2 separate regions of the Homo sapiens genome follow, and region 1 is linked to region 2. Evidence: chromatin contacts called from ENCODE Hi-C or POLR2A ChIA-PET data. All regions are on one chromosome and are shown on one strand. Each heading gives the region's core, a stretch centred on a gene start or an enhancer-like site at or near the end of the contact. The rest is flanking DNA. Distances are from core to core; before and after follow the strand shown.

What was found. A loop is a pair of places that touch in the nucleus more often than their neighbours do. ChIA-PET counts read pairs that join two places held with the same protein, here RNA polymerase II (POLR2A). Pooled maps may share reads with other maps.
Region 1: a loop to region 2 is called in a map of B cell, with 5 times the contacts of the local background. The contact joins two enhancer-like sites. A Hi-C loop is called at or near these places in 2 of 168 maps with a recorded cell type or tissue (B cell and naive thymus-derived CD4-positive, alpha-beta T cell), 1 of 37 single-sample maps with no recorded cell type and 1 of 50 pooled maps. POLR2A ChIA-PET finds 5 or more read pairs at or near these places in 5 of 52 experiments (BJ, CD4-positive, alpha-beta T cell, HEK293 and 2 more).

Annotation. Positions count from the first base shown.
Region 1 is chr4:101,125,734-101,128,627 of GRCh38, forward strand. The region is part of intron 2 of PPP3CA (protein phosphatase 3 catalytic subunit alpha); the gene reads right to left. Among named protein-coding and RNA genes, the nearest start is that of MIR8066, 110 kb to the right of the region's middle. RefSeq lists a silencer at 1,540-1,589. Within about 2 kb of position 1,543, at least 3 of the 41 ENCODE cell types and tissues checked have a DNase peak (open chromatin) inside an H3K27ac peak, as active enhancers do; they include B cell and OCI-LY7, where a contact is called at or near this core.
Region 2 is chr4:101,083,392-101,086,248 of GRCh38, forward strand. All of the region lies in intron 6 of PPP3CA (protein phosphatase 3 catalytic subunit alpha), which reads right to left. Among named protein-coding and RNA genes, the nearest start is that of MIR8066, 160 kb to the right of the region's middle. Within about 2 kb of position 1,325, at least 3 of the 41 ENCODE cell types and tissues checked have a DNase peak (open chromatin) inside an H3K27ac peak, as active enhancers do; they include B cell and OCI-LY7, where a contact is called at or near this core.

The DNA of each region.
Region 1 (2,894 bases), core at 293-2,792, 43 kb after region 2:
AGCAATCTTGGCAAGACCTGGAAAACTCACTGAAACCATTTTATATTCACCCCACCTAGTTTCTGCATAGAATTTATAATAGATTCATTTATATTACAGATCTAAATCCCTGAACAATATGACATTTTATTCTTTAGTTTATCTGAAGCCATTCTTTCTGGCTATTAAGTCATCACCTCATCACTTTCTTCTCACTTTCAATGGAACTTGCTTTCTTTTCATGGATATCTTTTTTCATAGGAAATAAACACTCATACTACATGGTAGGGGGTAGGAAGAGAGATGTGCAGGTAAATTTATACACAATATTTTTAAAGGAAAAGCCAAAATGAAATTCATATGCTGAGAAATCTGCTAGAATAATGCATGAGTTAAATTAACACATGTAATGAACTACTGTGAAAGGTCAAATCTTACAATGTAAAAATTGTGAATGCCAAGAGACTACTCTTCTCCTACTGTAGTATCCTGTGATGTCTAAAATATGGTGAAAACATTTTAAGTACCATGACTCATGTCTCTGAATATGGCAGTAGTTTTCATACAAAGATCAAGTGTTAAAAAGGCATGGAAAACTGGAAATGAAACAACTATATAAAAACCCACTTAGGGGATGATCTAATCTTCGTTGATTCAAATTCCTGTAAGGATTAGAAAATTCTAAGTTAAGTACAATTTCCATATTTCTCTTTCCACAGTTGTCATTAATATGGTATTCACAAAATACTTTTTTACTAAGATACAAAAGATGAATTTCCTTAATATTTCAGAGATTATTGCTTCTCACTTACAGTCATAATCCTGTATTTAGGAAATCAAGACTGATTACTATGGAAATTCTGATCGTACAGATACAGAGATTATGATAATAGACCTCTTTTTATGATGCACCTTTTATTCATTGTATCTTTAAACACTTCAAAAACCTGACGAACTCATATTTATCCACCAGTAAAGCTCTCGAGATGAGACAATACCTATTGGCTACACAAAGCAAACTTAGTTAAGTATCAAAAACAGAAAATAAACACATTCTCATTCCCAGAAGATCTCAAAAACACCTTACATAAGTAAAATCTACCTGTGTTGGAAAATGGCCAGGCAACTACAATCTACAATGCTGTTTTTATGAAGGTTGTTAATAGTACATTAACACTTTGAAATTGCCAAGATGCCATTTATCCCATGTTTAAGGAAAGACATTTCCAAAAGTGAACAGGGTAAGTGCCAAGTGTAAGTCTACTGCTTACATCTTGAGAATCTGTTCAATACCCTGATTCCTCTAGGATTTAAGTCCAAATTCTGCCCCTTACACCCATCCCAGGGGACAGAAATCTTGTTTTCCCTTATCTGAGGTTTGATTTGGGTGTATCATTTATTCAGAGAAACCTCTAGGCCTATTCACTAGTTAAATGTCAAAATATCAGCTTTTGTTAGATCTTCCACCTCACCCCCAACTCCATTAGTGCCCTCTGCTTGCTTCTGGTACATCCAGTTCCTCTACTTTGAATGTCTCTGTTCTAGATATTATGGGTTAAACTGTGCTCTACCCCCCACCAAAAATATGTTGATGACCTAACCCCTGGTAGCCACAAATGTGACTATACTTAGAAATAGGATCTTTGCAGATGTAATCAGGTCACGCTTGATTGGGATGGGCCTTAATCCAATATAACTGGTGTCTTTATAATTAAAGAAACACTTGAACACAGGCAGAATCAGAGAGGCCATGTAAAGATGGAGGCAGAAAATGGAATCTTGCTGTCACAAGCCAAAAAAAGGCCTGGAGCTACCAGAAGCTGGAAGAGGCAAGGATCTACTTCTAGAGGTTTCAGAGGCAAGAAGGCCCCGCCTACATCCTGATTTCAGGCTTCTGGCCTCCAGAACTGTGAGACAATAAATTTCTGTTGTTTTAAGTGACTCGGTTGGTAGCACTTTGTTGAGGCCAGCCCTAAGAAACAAATACACCAAATGTATTACTCAATTATTTGAGTTCTATTGCTATACATATGCACAACAACAATAACAACAACAACATTTTGAGTCTTAAAATATGTCAAGCAATGTTTCTAAGCATTTTGGATGAAATAGTTCAATTAACCTTTCTGTAACCATAGGAGGTGAGTACAAGTATTTATCATCATTTCCCAGATGGAGAATTGAGAAAGATTAAGCAATTGTCCAAGCTGATAAGTAGCAGAGCTGGAATTCAAACCAAGGCAGTCTCACTCTGGGGACTGTGCTCTATACAGGATCCTTACTGATGTCAGCTACTACATCTCTGATGTACATATAGGACTTTCTGCCATCATAAGCCCCTGAGTCTTTATGGAAAGGCATCCCTCACATAGAGATATCTAGGCCACAGACTTGTCCAGTCTTCCCTATCCTAATAAGAGGCTATGTGCCCTGAGAGCTAACATAAAAATCCTTCTCAAAATTGCAGCTAGATAGGAGGAATGAGTTATAGTGTTCTATACCACTACAGGATGACTAGAATTAATATTTTATGTATTTTCAAATAGTGAAAAGGATATTGGGTGTTCCCAACACAAAGAAATGATAAATGTTTGTGATGATGGATATGCTAATTACCTTGGTCTGATCATCCATCATACATTATATGTATTGAAACATCACTATGTTGTACACCATGAATATGGACACAATTATCATTTGTCAATTAAAATTTTTTATTAAAATTAATTTTTGATTCCTGGGCAAGATGGCCGAATAGGAACAGCTCCTGTCTGCAGCTCCCAGCGACACCAATGCAAAAGGCTGGTGATTTCTGCATTTCCAACTGAGGTACCCGGTTCATTTCACTGGGACTGGTTACACAGTGGCTATAACCCACAGAGGGCAAGCAGAAGCAGGGCGGGGCGTCACCTTAC
Region 2 (2,857 bases), core at 75-2,574:
CCTCTTGACTCTAAGGCCAAGTTTATCCTTGTGGCAGAAAAAGCATCTACAGCTGTACTTTTTACATAATCAGAAAGGGGTTGAGGTGCATGAACTGGGGGAAAAAACATAAGCCATTATAAAACATTAGGAAAGTGTCCACTCTCAGAAAAATAAATTTTTAAAAGTCTACATTTAAAGACAAAGTGAACGGAGCATAACTATAACAAGATAATGAATTTAAAATATAAGTCTCAATTTTCTCAAATATTGCACCATTTGTGCATATGTGTGCATGTATGTGTATACAACAGAGATAACTGAGTTTGCAGGCAGAAGAGAATACATATGCTCTCTTCTGCCTCCTAATTATTTTTGTTTCTATAATCTCCCAGATTTAAGACTCCTCCCATACGGTGGGAAATCAAGTTATTGCTTTATCTAACATTATGGGTACAATAAGATGATTATATCATTCAAAACCTAAACAAAATTATGGATATTCACAAGGCTTTAGAATTTGTCCTTTAAATATGATCAGCAGAACTTTATCTTAAGACTTATCTATCTTGACTAAATAAAACATCCAATATACAATTATGTTTGTCTTTTAAGAGTCTCAAACTCAAATAACTTCATTATAAATGAAATTCAAATCATAAATTAAACCTGAAAAACCTTTTACAGTCATTATGTCTCTGCTCTAAGAACTTTTAATGAAACAAATGTGTATTATAAAAATAAATTTTTGACAATGCAAATCAAGGTACAGAAAACCAATATTCAAACTGCAAATATTCACTAGAACTTAAACTATATACCATTGAAAACATTCATCAATTATAAAAATAGCACTGCAGGGAAACATTCTAGTAATGTATGTTATTCAAATAATTTATTATAAAAGAAAAGATAGTTTCTGTGTTACACATTTTGTACAAATTCCCTGACCAACAGGAAAAAATTATCATTAAGATAACATACAGTTGGCCGGGCATCGTGGGTCACACCTGTAATCCCAGCACTTTGGGAGGCAGAGGCGGGCAGATCACCTGAGGTCAGGAGTTCGAGACCAGCCTTGCCAATGTGGTGAAACCCTGTCTCTTACTAAAAATACAAAAAACTAGCCAGGCTTAGGGGTGGGCGCCTGTAATCCCAACTACTCGGGAGGCTGAGGCAGGAGAATCGCTTGAACCCAGGAGGTGGAGGTTGCAGTGAGTCGAGAACGCACCATTGCACTCCAGCCTGGGCGACAAGAGTGAAACTCCATCTCAAAAAAAAAAAAAGAAAGATAACATACAGTTATAGAGATACTGACTATAAAAAAGATTCAGTTCTTTGGCAAAAAGGGATCTGAAACTGAAAACAGTCTCTGTTCATGTGCCCATGTGTAGTGTGTTTTGTAAGAGAAAGGGAGAAAAAGAGGAGATAATCATGGGGCCTCCACTTCCTAGTTGTCCCCAGTCAATTCAATAAATAAAACATCTAACTGATGAACATGAGTGTATCTTAGAAACTGGAGAGGATGGCCCAGTCTCTGCATGGAAACATGCCCATCTGGTACCCAGAATCAGGTGTTGACCAACATGTGTCTTCAAAGGCTTCTGTTCTGCTTAAAGAAAAGTGAATATACGACCTTTCCAGGTAAGTGTGTGTCAGAGAAAAAAAACAAAAACAAAAACAAAGAAAAAACCACTTTACTTTCAGAGATACTGGTTGGTCTTTCAAAAACAGCAGATTTGTTTGGTATATATTAGCTATAAAAGGCCCAGCTAAGGGGCACAGAATAGGTTCTCAATAAATGTTCCTTCCCTATCTTTTTTCTTTTTTTGAGGCCTTCACTTAAATTCCTTGTGCCTTCGCAATGCCTCTGTATAGAAGTATACTGTCTTGTTACCACTGTCAGACAGGTTGCCTGACTATGTCTGTCACTTTTTTGCCCTTGGTAAACGACTTAGTTGCCCTTTCTTATTTGCCCTTTTGGAACAACTTACACTATTCTTAAGAAAGAATAATTTTAAAATATTTTCGTCACACTAAGTTTGATACCCTTATGTGTTTAAGCTAAGTTTTTCCCCATGAAAATATATACCTGATTTTTATTGGAAATCTGAAAAAAATAAAATTAATCAAGTGCCAATTTGCTAGGTTAACAGCATTAAGTGAGGAGTATTTGCATTATTGACTTGGAGGGAATTCATTTTGAAGAAAAACTTCAGACATTTTCAAAACATATGCCATCATATACTCAGCTTTTCAAAGAAATACCAACATTTTCCTCATAGATCTAGACAATACTTGAATATCATCTAGATTCCCACTGTTGCTGAACTATTTACCTAGGATATACAGAAGTTTCTAATAGTATTAGAAAAGAGAAACAGAAACTCTGTTCCACTTTTATGCTTTTTAATGGAAATTATCACAAATCACAAAATGTTCAAGCTGAAAAGCACTGCGTATATACACACACACACACACACACACAGAGAGAGAGAGAGAGAAAGAGCGAGAGAGAGAGAACGGCAGGAAAAGCATATTGCTAACACCTAAACACCCCAAAGAGATGAAAAATCACTTATTCCCCAGTAATTTAGCAGAGGCCCAGTGATGATTGTTCCATTTGTTAGAAGACAGTATTAGCTACAGGGAGGGGCGGTATAAGTTCAAGGCAGGTTTCTGTCCTAAGGGTATTTATTATCTTAGGAACATAAAGCATTATAAAAAATATTTTTAAAAAATTACTATATTATAAAACACATTGAAGATAAAATAGAAGTTTTATAAAGATATTATAAAGCAAGCAAGAAAGCATCTGAAATTAATCAGAGAAATCTTTTTGAAAAATATCTATCTTTTGTTATATATTAAAGAGAAT